Linked DNA regions of Homo sapiens: region 2 is linked to region 1. The links are chromatin contacts, found by Hi-C or POLR2A ChIA-PET in ENCODE. All regions are on one chromosome and are shown on one strand. Each heading gives the region's core, a stretch centred on a gene start or an enhancer-like site at or near the end of the contact. The rest is flanking DNA. Distances are from core to core; before and after follow the strand shown. Region 1 holds the start of MFAP1 (microfibril associated protein 1). Region 2 holds the start of SPPL2A (signal peptide peptidase like 2A).

Evidence for each region. A loop is a pair of places that touch in the nucleus more often than their neighbours do. ChIA-PET counts read pairs that join two places held with the same protein, here RNA polymerase II (POLR2A).
Region 2: a loop to region 1 is called in a map of naive thymus-derived CD4-positive, alpha-beta T cell, with 12 times the contacts of the local background. The contact joins the promoter of SPPL2A here to the promoter of MFAP1 in region 1. A Hi-C loop is called at or near these places in 1 of 168 maps with a recorded cell type or tissue (naive thymus-derived CD4-positive, alpha-beta T cell). POLR2A ChIA-PET finds 5 or more read pairs at or near these places in 1 of 52 experiments (GM10248).

The regions. Positions count from the first base shown.
Region 1 is chr15:43,821,583-43,829,321 of GRCh38, reverse strand. It overlaps MFAP1 (microfibril associated protein 1), which reads left to right and starts at 4,632. Exons shown (of 9, transcript NM_005926.3): 1 at 4,632-4,831. The coding sequence starts at 4,753. WDR76 (WD repeat domain 76) reads right to left here and starts at 2,320. Exons shown (of 13, transcript NM_024908.4): 1 at 2,230-2,320; 2 at 956-1,357. The coding sequence starts at 2,289. RefSeq lists a silencer at 2,292-2,351 and enhancers at 4,185-4,816, 4,569-4,828.
Region 2 is chr15:50,762,909-50,770,647 of GRCh38, reverse strand. SPPL2A (signal peptide peptidase like 2A) reads left to right here and starts at 4,942. Exons shown (of 15, transcript NM_032802.4): 1 at 4,942-5,180. The coding sequence starts at 5,115. RefSeq lists a silencer at 4,908-5,367.

The sequences.
Region 1 (7,739 bases), core at 3,383-5,882:
TGAGTTCCATCAACATTGTGTCATGTGCTATGTATGTTTTATCTTGTCCAGTTAAAATTTGTCACTTTGAATGGAGCACGGCGCTCCTGGTAGGCAGCAGAAGCCAAAAGAATTACAGACCAGGCTGGGCGCAGTGGCTCACCCCTGTAATCCCAGCACTTTGGGAGGCTGAGGCGGGTGGATCACAAGGTCAGGAGTTAGAGACCAGCCTGACAAACATGGTGAAACCCCGTCTCTACTAAAAACACAAAATTAACCAGGTGTGGTGGCACGCGCCTGTAATCCCAGCTACTCAGGAGGCTGAAGCAGGACAATCTATTAAAACTGGGAGGCCGAGGTTGCAGTGAGCCGAGATAGCGTCACTGCACTCTGGCCTGGGCGACAGAGCGAGACTCTGTCTCCAAAAAAAAAAAAAAGAAAAAAATTACACACCAAATTCCTTAAATTGATTGGAATTACACAGAACAAATGTGTTTCTCATGTATCTTACCTACTCTGTCATTTGTCTCGTTTTGCATTTAAAGGAAATATTATTCAACACAACCATAGAATCAATTTATGTTTCCCTACCCTGATATCAAAGGTCAGTCAATACCATGTCCCACAAACTGATGACTTCTGATATACTGTACATAAACATGTAAAGGTGAGAAAGGCACCATAAAGTATGACTAAACCCAAAAATATATGCAGTTAGTTTAGAGAAAGAAAAAAGGAAGCAGAGTAAAGATTAAGTCAATCCTTTCATTGACACATCAACAGCAAGAGCAAAAATAACCCAAGGAAGTTATTTGTTAAACCTTAAAAATAATAAAAATGTATTATTACATTTATACTTACATTAGATGATGAAATAACTTGTTTGTACCAGAGAGATCCTCGAAAAACTTCGATTTATCAGAACTTCAAATTTCAAAAAAGAGAAACCAGAACAAGCTACTAATTAAGTTCTTACCAGGGATGGTGTGGTATCTTCATCACTGTCTCCATCCTGACTACTTTCCACATCAACACTGAGATTCATCGCATCTGCCGTTCTCTTGGGTTGTAGCTTGTTACTTTCAGTATGAACAGCTGAGGATGAATTTTGCAGCGTGGATTCTGCCTTGGAAGATGTGTTTTTCATCTTTGGAGGTATAATCCTTCTGCAAGTTTTCTTTATTTTAGTCTTCTTACACGCCACTTCATTGTTAGAATTCTTTTCTGATAGGGATTTGGGGCACATAAGCTGGTCTAGCTGGTAATTACTGAGTGAAAAGGGGGCAAGATAGACCTTAGCTGTTTTTATTAAAACTGTAGTCTGTGCTGGTCTCAGAGACACATAAGCGATGTTTTGATTTTCTTTATATTCATTTACCTATTCAGATCAATAAAAGAAAACAGAATATTAGAACTCCAAGTCCTGTGCCTTTTCTTACAGGATCCCTAACAGATCTAATAATTCCCATTTCCCAAAGACAATATAAATCCAAATTGAGGCCAGGTGCAGTGGCTCACGCCTGTAATCCCAGCACTTTGGGAGGCCCAATCGGGCAGATCGCGAGGTCAGGAGATCGAGACCATCCTGGCTAACATAATGAAACCACCTGTCTCTACTAAAAATACAAAAATTAGCTGGGCATAGTGGCACACGCCTGTAGTCCCAGCTACTCAGGAGGCTGAGGCAGAAGAATCACTTGAACCCGGGAGACGGAGGTTGCAGTGAGCCGAGATCACACCACTGCCCTCCAGCCTGGGCAACAGAGTGAGACTTAAGCTCAAAAAAATAAATAAATCCAAATTGACACCCTTCGTAAGAAAACTTATTTTCCCCTCCAAAATCCTAGATATGTAATTCACTAACCTTAACCTCAGTAGAATTCACTTACTGGGCACATTTGCCCATAAGTTTTCCAGACCAATAATAATAATGACTAGCATTTGTGACTGGGGCAAATACCCCAACTGTCAGCTGCGGATTGTCTGGAATTATTTAAAGAGTGTGAAGCCGATCATAACTGTGGCAGAAGAAAACGCAGAAGGTTGAAGAAAGGGAATCCCAGATGTGACTCTCCCACTATTTCTCGGGTTATTGATAAGAACCTTTCGTCAAAGCTGAAGGCCTAAGGGCAGGGATCCCCCGCCTACCCCCGGTGCCAGGTGCCCTCGACCTCCTGGGCCTGTGTCCCGCATAACCCTCACAAAAACCGAGGCAGGAGCACACCTTGGAAGCACCAGTCCGTTTCTCACCTTCATCTGGGGTCGCTGTCTGGAGTCCGCCTTCTCAGCCGCCGCGCCCGACCTGGACATCTTTCGGCTTCTTAGCGGCCGGCGCCTTCCCGCCAAGATTGCGGCGGGAGGCCGGGAGGGGCGGGTCCGAGGCGGGGCGGAGCCCACTCAGATCCCCAGCGGCCGCAGCGCCAGAGCAGGAAGTTGGGGTTTTACGCGCGCTTCTTAAGAAGGCCGCCTTGGCCAGGCGCGGTGGCTCCCGCCTGTAATCCTAAGCACTTTGGGAGGCTGAGGCGGCGGATCACCTGAGGTCAGGAGTTTGAGACCAGCCTGGCCAACATGACGAAACCCCGTCTCTACTAAAATTACAAAAATTAGCCGGGCTTGGTGGCGCGTGCCTGTAATCCCAGTTACTCAGGAGGCTGAGGCAGAATTGCTTGAACCCAGGGGGCAGAGGTTGCAGTGAGCTGAGATCGCGCCATTGCACTCCAGTCTGGGCAACAAGAGTGAGACTCCGTCTCAAAAAAAAAAAAATGCTGTCTTAAAGCCCTAGACTCAAATTCTTTAGGGATGTCCTGGGGCTGAACTGACATTTTTACCTTTGACTGGTGATTTTGATTCTGGTGGTACTGGGATGTCGCTTTGAAAAACACTAACAGGCCGGGAGCGGTGGCTAACGCCTGTAATCCCAACACTTTGAGAGGCCGAGAGGAGTGGATCACTTGGGCCCAGGAGTTCCAAACCAGCCTGGGCAACATAGTGAGACCCCATCTCTATAAAAAATACAAAAATTAGCCCAGCGTGGTGTTGTACGTCTGTAGTCCCAGCTACTCAGAAGGCAGGGGTGGGAAAATGGCTTGAACCTAGAAGGATGAGGCCACAGTGAGCCGTGATTGCGCGGAACTCCAGCCTGAGCGACAGAGCAAGACCCTCTTCTATAAATAATAAAATAAGATTCTGGCTATTCTCTTTAAGGTTCCTTCTAGCCCAAAACTGTTTCCTTGGTTGCTTAGTTGGGTCCCACACTGTTCCTTGCCTGAGATTTGTCCAGTTTCATTTCTTCTCCCACTCAAGGCCCAATTGTAGAACACAGGTGAAGTAATTTGGGTTAATCATATTAATAGCAACTTCAAGGCCCCTCATGACTCAAAAATTACTGATAAAACCAAACTTTTCATGGTGTCCTGTATAAAACATACTGTTTCTGGACTTTAAGACTTTGTTCCTACTGTCCCTTGTCTCCCCCGCAGTTATAAAGTCCTTTCTACTGTGAAATGTGTCCTGACTTTCCAATTAGCCAATATTATATATATTTTTTAACACGACTCAGCTTGTAAATTGGAGCTGCTTCTGTTATTATCCTGTAAGTCCTTAAAGAGTTCTTAAATAGGCCGGGTGCGGTGGCTCACCTCTGTAATCCCAGCACTTTGGGGAGGCCGAGGTAGGTGGATCATCTGAGGTCAGGAGTTCAAGACCAGCCTGGGCAACATGGCGAAACCCTGCCTCTACTAAAAATACAAAAATTAGCCGGGAGTGGTGGCCCACGCCAACACTCAGCACTGTGGGAGGCCGGAGTGGGCGGATCACTTAAGCCTGGCCAACATGGTGAAACCTCGTCTCTACTAAAAATACAAAAATCAGCAGGGAGTGGTGGCAGGCGCCTGTAATCCCAGCTAATCAGAAGGCTGAGGCACGAGAATTGCTTAAACCCGGGAGGTGGAGACTGCAGTGAGCTGAGATCGAGCCACTGCACTCCAGCCTGGGTGACAGAAAAAGACAGTCTCAAAAGAATAATAATTACTTAGATATTTAAATACAAACATTTTCTAGCCAGGAATGTATTTTAATAGGTAGTTTCCAGAAACTGGAAAAACCTGAAAGCCTAAAAAAGTGGAGTTTTGGGATTTCAGGTGGGCAATGTCCCAGGCACCTCGGGAGTTTTTTTTTTTTTTTTTTCGGTCACTGGCCTAAATCAGCACCACCTGCCCTGTGAAACCAAATACCGCACCACAGCCCACCCTGGCCTTATGAACTAAGCTAATCGGATACTACTGGCAAGATTTTTATTCCATCAAACTCTACTTCTTCTGAGCTTTCAACAAGCCATTCAAACAGTAACTCACTGTCGCCTGAGTTTCTTATTCACTATACCGTTCTTGGCTTCAAACCAAGCTAACACGTAAAATCTTTCATTCGAACCTTCCTCACCGCAGAGTCCTAACAGCAAAGCCCAAAGGAAGCAAAATTTCCCGCCAAAAGCTGCTTCCAAATTCTGCGACGTAGAGGACATGCGGGCAGCCAATGAGCATGCGCAGAAACCGACTCGACTTCCTAGCTGTGGGCGCCCAAACGTCGTCCACCATCCCACAATCCTCTCGTCACGTATTTCCGGTTTATCTAGCTCAGCCGTAAGTAGTTTCTCTATCAGTCGCGCAGCTGTGTTCGCGGACTCAGGTGGAAGGAATTTCTTCTCTTCGTTGACGTTGCTGGTGTTCACTGTTTGGAATTAGTCAAGTTTCGGGAATCACCGTCGCTGCCATCAACATGTCGGTCCCAAGCGCTCTCATGAAGCAACCGCCCATTCAGTCTACGGCTGGGGCCGTCCCAGTTCGCAATGAGAAAGGTACGGTGCTAACACCCTCTTCCCAGTCGAATTTTAACCCCTTCCGGCCCCAGCAACCTCCAGACCTCTCCCGGACAGACCACTCCAACCCCGCCAGCTCTTGAGATCTGGCTGCCAGATTCTTCGATCTTTCCACCCCCACCCACTTGCATCCGATCTTGTTCCTGTGGCCTGCTCTCGTATTCAGCAAGCACCTCTCTTCTGTTAGCCTCCACAAATTCCTTAGACTAATGTTACATATATATAATATATATTACACATATAAAAACATTAGGAACTTAAGTATATATCAGAATATATATGTCTAATATATATATGCTAGAATATATGTATTAGTCTAATATATATTATGATTAGAATATAATATCACTAATTACATATAATTACAAGAATTTATGTATTATTAGTGTAATTACTTAGGAACTTAAGTATATTATTAATCTAATAATTAGGAACTTAAGTATATATCAGAATATGTATATAATATCAGACTAGATAGATAGATAGAGAATGCCTGTTGGCAGGGCATTGTGCGGGATACAGTCCCTCTTTTGCTGTCCATAGAAGTCTGCTTATGCTGCCCAGGCTGGACTCGAATTCCTGGGGCTCAGGCTGTCCTCCTGCCTCAGCCTCCCGAGTAGATGCCGCCGTATCTAGTCTCAACATGGCTTTTGAGAATTATCTTTGGATCCCTATACATCTAATTCATTCATCTTAACAGCTTATGAATTCCATTGTATAAAATAAACTGTAATCCACACTTTATTCCCTACTGAGAGGCAGGTGGTTGTCCCCTTGTTCAAAAAAGTGCTGCGGCCAGGCACGGTGTCTTATGCCCATAAACCCAGCACTTTGGGAGGCTGAGGCGGGCTGAACACCTGAGGTCAGGAGTTCAAGACAGCCTGGCGATCATGGCGAAACCCCGTCTCTACTAAAAATACAAAAAATTAGCCATGCATGGTGGTGGGTACCTGTAATCCCAGCTACTTGGGAATCTGAGGCAGGAGAATTGCTTGAACCCGGGAGGTGGAGGTCGCAGTGAGCAGAGATCGCACCATTGCACTCCAGCCTGGGCCACAGTGTGAGACACTCTCTCAAAAAAAAAAAAAGAAAGTTCTGCAATTGTCATTCTCTAGCCAATACTAGCTTTATTTAGTACCTGTTGCCAATTGCTCCCCAAAGTAAGTTATAAGAACATAAGAATTTGTGGAGCACAGTGGCTTACACCTGTAATCTCAGCACTTCGGGAGGCTGAGGCAGGAGGATCGCTTGAGGCCAGGAGTTCAAGACCAGCTTGGGCAACATAGCGAGACCACCCCCCACCCCCGCCAATCTCTGCAAAAATAAAAATTAGGGCCCGGCGCGGTGGCTCACGCCTGTAATCCCAGCACTTTGGGAGGCTGAGGCTGGTGGATCACCTGAGGTCAAGAGTTCGAGACCAACCTGGCCAACGTGGTGAAACCGTCTCTACTAAAAATACAAAAATTAGCCAGGTGTGGTGGCAGGCGCCTGTAATCCCAGCTACTCGGTAGGCTGAGGCAGGAGAATCACTTGAACTCAGGGGGCAGAGGTTGCAGTGAGCCGAGATCGCACCATTGCACTCCAGCCTGGGGGACAAGAGCAAGACTTCGTCTCAAAAATAATAATAATAATAATAATTAAAAATTAGCGGGATGTAGTGATGTGCTCCTGCTACTTGGGGGAAGCCAAAGCAGGAGGATCACTTATGCTCGAAAGTTCAAAGATGCAATGAGCTATGATTGTGCCATTACACTCCAACCTAAGCAACAGATCAAGACCCTGTCTGTTAAAACAAAGGCTGGGCGTGATGCCTCAGGCCTGTAATCCCAGCACTTTGGGAGGCCGAGATGGGTGGATCACCTGAGGTCAGGAGTTTGAGACCAGCCTGGCCAACATGGTGAAACCCCGTCTCTACTAAAAATACAAAAATTAGCCGGGTGTGATGGCGCACGCCTGTAATCCCAGCTGTTTGGAAGGCTGAGGCAGGAGAATCACTTGAACCCGGCAGGTGGAGGTTTCATGGAGCCAAGATCATGCCACTGCACTCCAGCCTGGCCAACAGAGCAAGACTCTGTCTCAAAGAAAAAAAAGAAAACAAACTTTGAGAACCTAAGAGCTTTATTTCCCATATATTCATCATCTACACACTTGGTTGTATCAGATTTTTACATTTTTTGCCCAATCTAACAGGTGTGAAATGGTATCTCATTATTCTAATTTGCATTCCCCTGATTACTAGTGATGCTGGGCTTTTTTTTTTTTTTTTTTTGAGAAAGAGTTTCACTCTTGTTGACCAAGCTGGAGTGCAATGGCTCCATCTCGGCTCACCATAGAGCTACTGCGTCCGGCCGATGCTGGGCATCTTGTTCATGTGTCTAATAAGCTCTCTAGATTTTCTTTTCCATGAATTACCTGTTTCTGTCAGTTACCCACTTTCTGTTTGCTTTGTTTTTATATATTCCAAATCTATAGTATACGTTTCCCCATTTTTTGGCTTGTCTTTTAATTATGGAGTCTTCTCTTACACACGTTTCTAGTTTTAGTATTATCAGATTTATCAACTTTATCTTGTATGGTTTTAGCTTTTTTTTGTATATCGTTTAAGAAATAATCCTTCCCTGCACTGAGATCACAGATACTCATATTGTAAAGGTTTTCTATCTTCTGAGTGTTTGTATATATTAAATTGAGTTGAATACACACTTATACAAGACAGATTATAAGTTAGCTTACAGTCCAGTAGGGAATGTAAATATTTAAGATAAGTTTTTCATAGTTGCGTCTTTAATCCATCTGGAATTTTTGTGTCTGTGGTGGAAGTTAGAGGTCTAATTTTACTATATGGTTGGCCAATTGTCCCTTCTCACCCCATCCATTTTCTACTGAT
Region 2 (7,739 bases), core at 3,693-6,192, 6.9 Mb before region 1:
GCGCCCAGCCGATCCAGCAGAACTGTACCTATTCCTGGCATGATTACGCATTTCTAACAAGCTTTCAGGTGATGCTCTGATGTTGGTCCAGAGTACATGATTATAGACTTTATTATGAATATCAGTGAAACTAAATAGTCTTCTAGACAGTACAGGGGTCCTCTTAGGAGTTTTCTCAAGAGATTACAGTCACAATGCATCTGCAGTCTGATGGCACAGACATTTGTGTTTGGGCAAGCAGTTCTCCCATTCCTCTCAAGAGTTTATTCAAAACTCTTCAGTAGATGCGTCACTTGGTCCCACTTTCACCACCCACCTCAGCCTCCCGAAGTGCTAGGAATACAGGCATGAGCCACTGCACTCAGCGCATATGTCTTATTTCCAATTATCTAGGGATTTTCCAGACATCTTTTTGTTATTGATTTCCAATTCTCTTGTGGTCAAAGAACATACTTTGTATGATTTAAAACCTCTTAAACTTGGCCAGGCGCGGTGGCTCACGCCTGTAATCCCAGCACTTTGGGAGGTTGAGGCGGGCGGATCACAAGTTCAGGAGATTGAGACCATCTTGGCTAACACGGTGAAACCCCATCTCTACTAAAAATACAAAAAATTAGCCGGGCGTGGTGGCAGGCGCCTGTAGTCCCAGCTACTCGGAAGGCTGAGGCAGGAGAGTGGTGTGAACCCGGAAGGCGCAGCTTGCAGTGAGCCAAGATTGTGCCACTGCACTCCAGCCTGGGTGACAGAGCGAGACTCCGTCTCGAAAAAAAAAAAGAAAACAGAAAAAAAAACCTCTTAAACTTATCAAGATGTGTTTTATGGCCAAATAGTTTATTTGGTAAAGGTCCTGTGTACCCTTAAAATTATGTAGTTGTTGGGTGGAGAGTTCTATAAATGCCAATTAGGTCAAGTTGGTCAATGGTGTTGATCAAGTCTTCTGTATCCCTGCTGATTTTCTGCCTACTTGTTCTTTCAATTATTAAAAGATTTTACTTGAAATCTTTAACTGTAATTATGAATTCATCTATTTTTCCTTTCAGTTTAATTCGTGTTGGAGCATGGGATTTATGTTTCATTTTAATTTCTCAGATCACTCTAATATGCAGCCAGCGTTGAGGGACATTGCTTTAAGCCAATGGTTCTCAAACTTCAGCATACATCAGAATCACACAGGGAACTTGTTATTAATAGAATAGATTGATGGACGCTACTCCCAGAGTTTGTGGGGTGAGGTCCAAGAATTTGCATTTCTTTCTTTTTTTTTTTTTTTTTTTTTTTTAGTACAGACGGGGTTTCACCATGTTAGCCAGGATGGTCTCGATCTGCTGATCTCGTGATCCACCCGCCTCGGCCTCCCAAAGTGCTGGGATTACAGGCGTGAGCCACCGCACCCGGCCAAGAATTTGCATTTTTTATAGTTCCCAGGTATTTCTGATATGCTGATCCAGGAGCCACACTTTAAGAATCACAGTCTAAGCCAACATTTCTCAACCTTAGCTGCATATTAGAATCATCTGGGGAGCTTTAACAATCCTGATTCACCACACAACCCAGATCCATCCGCTTTTAAGGAATAGAATGTGAGGCAAGTTTCCACTAAGCAGTTCTCTACTTGACTTTTCCCTTTGGCTTAGTGATTTTGGGGTCCCAAGATTTATTTTCCTTTCACAAGTTCCAGCACTTTGGGAGGTAGGCAGATCACCTGAGTGCAGGAGTTCAAGACCAGCTGGTAACACAGCGAGACCTCATCTCTACAAAAAAAATACCAAAATTAGCCAGTCGTGGTTGTGCATGCCTGTAGTCTCAGCTACCCAGGAGGCTAAGGTGGGAGAATCACCTGAGCTGGGAGGTCGAGGCTGCAGTGAGCCGAGATCGTGCCACTGCACTTCAGAGCCTGGGGCACAGAGTGAGACCCTGTCTCAAAAAATAAAAACAAACAAAAACTAGAGCTCTTCTGATAGCCCAAGAGCCAGTTTAGAGATTCACTAGGCAAAGGGCCACGAGAGGCAGATGGGAATATTTAGAGATGAAGTCATCCAGTCCATACAGCTATTCTATAAAAGGGGAACCTAGGCTGGGCACGGTGGCTCACGCCTGTAATCCCAGTACTTTGGGAGGCTGAGGCAGGCAGATCACCTGAGGTCAGAAGTTCAAGACCAGTCTGGCCAATATGATGAAACCCCGTCTCTACTAAAAATACAAAAATTAGCTGGGTGTGTTGGTGGGCACCTGTATTTCCAGCTACTTGGGAGGCTGAGGTAGGAGAATCGCTTGAACCTGGGAGGCGGGGGTTGCAGTGAGATGAGATCATACCATTGCACTCCAGCCTGGGCAACAGGAGTGAAACTCCATCTCAAAACAAAAAGAAAAGGAGGGGGTGGGGAACCTGGCTTGCTGTGGGCAACTAGAAAGTATGAAAATAGTCCAGAATTGATAGGCAGCAGATGAGGCAGTTCTTACCTCACTGTGCCCCTAAGCTTCAGACCAACCCACATAGCCATTGACAGCAGATATTTGCACTTGGATATCCTAAAAGCATTTCAAACCCACTTCCAAAAGTATTCCCCCCGACCCATTTATCCCATCAACCCCCACCTACTTCGCCTTTGGCACCCAACTCAATAAATAGCCGAGGGCAAGAACCCGGGAATCATACCTCTCCCTTTATCTCCATGTCTTCAAAGTTACCAAATTCTGCTACAAGTCTTTTAGATCCATCTCCTCCTCCCTATTTCTTCTGCCACAGTTCAAGCCCTCAGTGTCCCTGGATTTTGTTACTACAGATGTCTAACAGGTGTCCTGGCTTCCACTTCTTGACCTGTTTCAACACGTCTGCTGCCCTGCCAGCCACCATAGAGAGCTTTCTAAAACAGAAAGTGTATGTCATTGCCCTATTTATTATTCATTTGTTCTCTACCCCTGGCAGGACAAAGCCCAAAGTCACAAACAGTCCCAATGTATTTATGATTTTGCCTCTGGCCTCTTCTCACATGTCATCTTTCACCACTCATAACTTCAGCCAAGCCCAAGTTTTGCAGTTCCTTCAATGCCACCTTTGGCTTTGACACTAATGGCTCACTCTTCCTGGAAGTGCCCCCCTTCTTCTACCCTTTGCCTGGCTAAAATTAACTCACCCAGACTCAGCTCAGGCTGGTATTTTTCCTGGCACCCCTTTTATAACTCCTTTTGATACTTCCATAACATCTTGTGCAAACAAGAGTCACTACTCACCCTGAACTGTGTTTGCTCACACATCTGTGTCCCTCGTTAAACTATGAGCTGTGGGGTGGCAGGCACACTGTCCTATTCAGCATTTGATATTAAATATTCATCCAACAAATATCTGAGGACCTACTATATGCCAAATACTGTAGATGTAAAGGGTATAGCAGTCAACAAAGCAAAGACACCCCTTGCTATGAAGTGGGAGGTGGCATAAATAAATGAACCTATACATAGAATGAAAAGTGCTGTGCAGATAATTAAAATAAACAATAATATGAAAGTGACTGGACAGGCCGGGTGCGGTGGCTCATGCCTGTAATCCCAACACTTTGGGAGGCCAAAGCGGGTGGATCACCTGAGGTCGAGAGTTTGAGACCAGCCTGACCAACATGGTGAAACCCCGTCTCTACTAAAAATACAAAATTAGCCGGGTGTGGTGGCACGCGCCTGTAATCCCAGCTACTGGGGAGGCTGAGGCAGGAGAATTGCTTGAACCTGGGAGGCGGAGGTTGCAGTGTGCCGAGATTGCACCATCGCACTCCGGCCTGGGCAAGAAAAGCGAAACTCCGTCTCAAAAAAAAAAAAAAAAAAAAAAGAGAAAGGAAAAGAAAAGAAAGTGACTGGACAGGTACTTTAGATTGGGTATGTCAGGAAGTCCCGTCTGGGGAAGCGACATTGAAGCTGATAAGTGAATGTCAACAAGGCAGGCATTCTGAGCTTTGGAGAGAAGAGCACTCCAGCAGGGAGGACTACCAGAGCAAAGTCCGGGCGGCCCACCAGAGCAAAGGCCGGGAGGGCCAAAGGTCCGTGCGCCTTAAAGTGTGGGAAAGTAGTGAAGATGGGGAGACAGGAAGGCAGGGGCCAGATTTACCTTTGCAGGCTAGAGTAGAGTTTTGATTTTTTTTTTTTTTTTTTTTTGGAGACCGAGTCTCGCTCTGTCGCCCAGGTTGGAGTGCAGTGGCACAATCTCGGCTCACTGCAACCTCCGCCTACCCGGTTCAAGCGATTCTACTGCCTCCGCCTCCCGAGTAGCTGGGACGACAGGTGCGTGCCACCACGCCCAGCTAATTTTTTGTATTTTTAGTACAGACTTGGTTCCACCATGTTGGCCAGGATGGTCTCGATTTCTTGACCTTGTGATCCGCCCACCTCGGCCATCCAAATGCTGGTATTACAGGTGTGAGCCATCACACCCGGCCAAGTTTTTATTTTATTCCAAGTGTGATAGAGAGAGACATGATCTGACTTATATGTTTTGAAAGATGGCTCTGGGACTGTTATGTGGCTACTGGGCTGTCCGGAGGGGAAACTGAGACCCGTTTGGAGGAGAGGGAAGTTGGTGGCCTGGATAGAGTGGTGGCAGCAGTTCTGGAGAAAGTGGATGGATCTGGGTTATGTGGTGAGTCAGAGTGGCCAGGAACAAATGACAGGCAGATGAATTAGGGTGACCCTTAGATTTCTGGCTGCATGCAACACTCGGGTAGTTACTGGGGAACCGAGCAGACGCTCAGACACTTCCGAGCCTTGAGAAATCCGTTCTCCCGCCAGGCTTCGGTGTGAGTTAAAGTCGGGCAGCCGGAAAGCGACAGGCTCAGACCCGCAGCCGGTGGCCTCGTAGCGCCGGGACGCCGGGACGCCTGGATACCGGGAGAGCGCTGGGACTCTCCGAGCCCGGCGCGGGGGTTTCCGCATCTTACGGGCGGGGCCGGAAGAGGAAGTCGCGCTGCTGTGGCGGCCGCTGTAGCAGCGGCGGTCCAGTCGTAGCCCGGCCGCCCGCGCCTGTCCGGTCCGGTCCGGCCACGGAGGCAGCGCAGCGGCGGGACTCCGAGCCTACCCCGCCGAGTGAGCTGCGCCGCACCGTGCCGTCCCACCCGGCACCCACCAGTCCGATGGGGCCGCAGCGGCGGCTGTCCCCTGCCGGGGCCGCCCTACTCTGGGGCTTCCTGCTCCAGCTGGTAAGGGGGCGGGAAGGCGCGCAGGCCTCCCAGGGGCTGGGCGGGGCCGGGGCCAAGGCCGGGGCTCCCTTCCCCTACTCCTCGCCCGGCCTCCCCTCTGCCCGCACCTCCGCGGCCTGCTCTCGCACTCCTCTTTCCTCCCCTCCTCTTTCCATTACTCATCTCTTTCCTTCCACCCTCCTCTTTTCCACCCTCTTTCCCCCAACTTTCCCGCCCCCCACTCGGTTCCCGCCCATTGAAGTCTGGCGAAATACCTACCGCAAAAAGATCAGAGGAGCCCCTTAGGTTGCGTTGACCTTGATGCTTCTCGATAGTTGCTCACTGTCCCAGCATATTTAAAATTGACCTCTGGGTTTTATTGTCTAAGCCTTTCTTACCGCTTTTTACCCTTGGGAAGAAAAAAAAATTATACAAGGCGCCAGTATGTTTAGCGGTTCGAGGACTGCACTTTAATTGCACTAACACGGATGTCTTTTTAAAATTCCCTTCCCCCACTGTAGCTCCTGCTTCGCCTTAGGGCTCATTTGATTCTGTTATGAGGGTTTTTTTTTTTTGGAGGGGGGGTTTTAATAGCAGTAATTTAAAATAACTTTTAAAAGAAGACACCAAAATGTAATGCTTTTAGTGGTTTTCAGTTTTCTGCCTAATTTAAAGGGATGGGTGGGGAGCGTCGGTTAAATGTAAGTAAGAAATATGTGTTCATAGATTTGTTTTCATAGTCACAGAGAAGTAATAGTGTTTTAAAATTCAGCCTCAAGTAATTCGAGCTTCAGTGTGGGAGTGGGGTGTCAGGAACCCGGTGTTTCAGTTTTTGTTTCTAGTGACTTTTACTTAGGGAGTTTCAGGTTGGAAACTTACGCATGTTATTTATTACAGAATTGGTGTCGTGTAAGCTTGTTTCGTTCTATTAGAATGTGTGATTTCTTTGAAAGACTGTTTTGCTGACTCTCCAGTTTAAGGGGTTAGTATTAGTGAATACAAAAGTGTCTTTAATATTTATTGAAAAACCAAAATCTAAGCCAAAAAGTAAGTGCCTTTTGGTGTATTCATAACTTTGACAGGCAACATCAGGAACCTGAGAGAATGTATCTAAAAATTGCTGGGGGAGGGGAGTTCGATATAAAAAGAGCAACAAAGTAGCAGTGTTAGTCGGAGTCTTTAAGGTGTTTACTGTGTAATCAGACAGATAATACTTATGTCCAAAAGATATTCAGATAGTATGTAGATGTATGCAAAACTATAACCTAGATATAAAACTTTTCAAAGTGTTTTTGCATTCATTTTCATTTGAATCTCTTGAGCTGATTTTAAGAATGAATATCACATTCGTACTAATCCCTTCTCAACATAAATTAATAGCTTAGTGATACATCAGTTCCTCATAAACTCACATTGAAATTCTTATTAAAGGCCCTGAGCCCTCTCACCAGAAAACTCTACTTAAGTAGACTTGTCATTTGATTTCATAGCCTTCACAAATCTAAAGATCATCCCTGTTCTAAATTGTATCTAGGCTGTCTCCCACGTTCTGGATTTTAGGCCTTTTTTTGTTGTTGTTTTTGTTTTTTTCGAGACGGAGTCTCACTCTGTCGCCCAGGCTGGAGTGCAGTGGCGCGATCTCGGCTCACTGCAACCTCCGCCTCCCAGGTTCAAGCAATTCTCCTGCCTCAGCCTCCCGAGTAGCTGGGATCACAGGCAAGCACCACCATGCCCAGCTAATTTTTGTATTTTTAGTAGAGATGGGGGTTTCACTATGTTGGTCAGGCTGGTCTCGAACTCCTGACCTCGTGATCCACCCTCCTCGGCCTCCCAAAGTGCTGGGATTACAGGCGTGAGCCACCATGCCCGGCGATTTTAGGCCTTTTATATTGCACCTATGTGCTTTGTTGTACCTCACCATGGTAATCTCGGGTTCTATATTCCTCGGTTCTAGGGTTGTTGTGAAGATTAAGTAACATTTTTCTACACTGCAAATGTTTGGTGTGCATCTTATTATATGGGATGTAATGTCCTGATGACTGAATAAACTGACAATATCTGTTTAAATTGTAAGGATCTTTTTTCGATACCAGCTAGTATCACTGATTTTTCTATTTCTTGTTGATTTCTTTATGGATTTGTTTTCTTCTTGGTTCCTCCTTCCTTTAATTTCCTGAGATGTTCTTTCTCATTCCTTTCGTGTTCTGAGAACTTGGGTAGATCTGGTTTCCTTTTCCTCAGCTGGAGTTCTTTCTCCTTTCTGGATACCTAGTTCCTTTCCTCCAACTCTGTCTGAAGTCTTCTACCATTTTCTCCCTGAAGCCCTTTGTTTATTCCTCTTCCCTAATTTTACAGCTCTAGGTAGCCTTTCTGAGTTCCTTTGATTAGTGATGCCAGCTCAATCATTTCATTTCTCCTCTCTGGGCTCTTGAAACTGGCACTACTTGTCCGGGCGTGGTGGCTCACGCCTGTCATCCCAGCACTTTGAGAGGTCCAGGTGGGTGGATCACAAGGTCAGGAGTTTGAGACCAGCCTGGCCAATATGGTGAAACCCCGTCTCTACTAAAAAAAAATACAAAA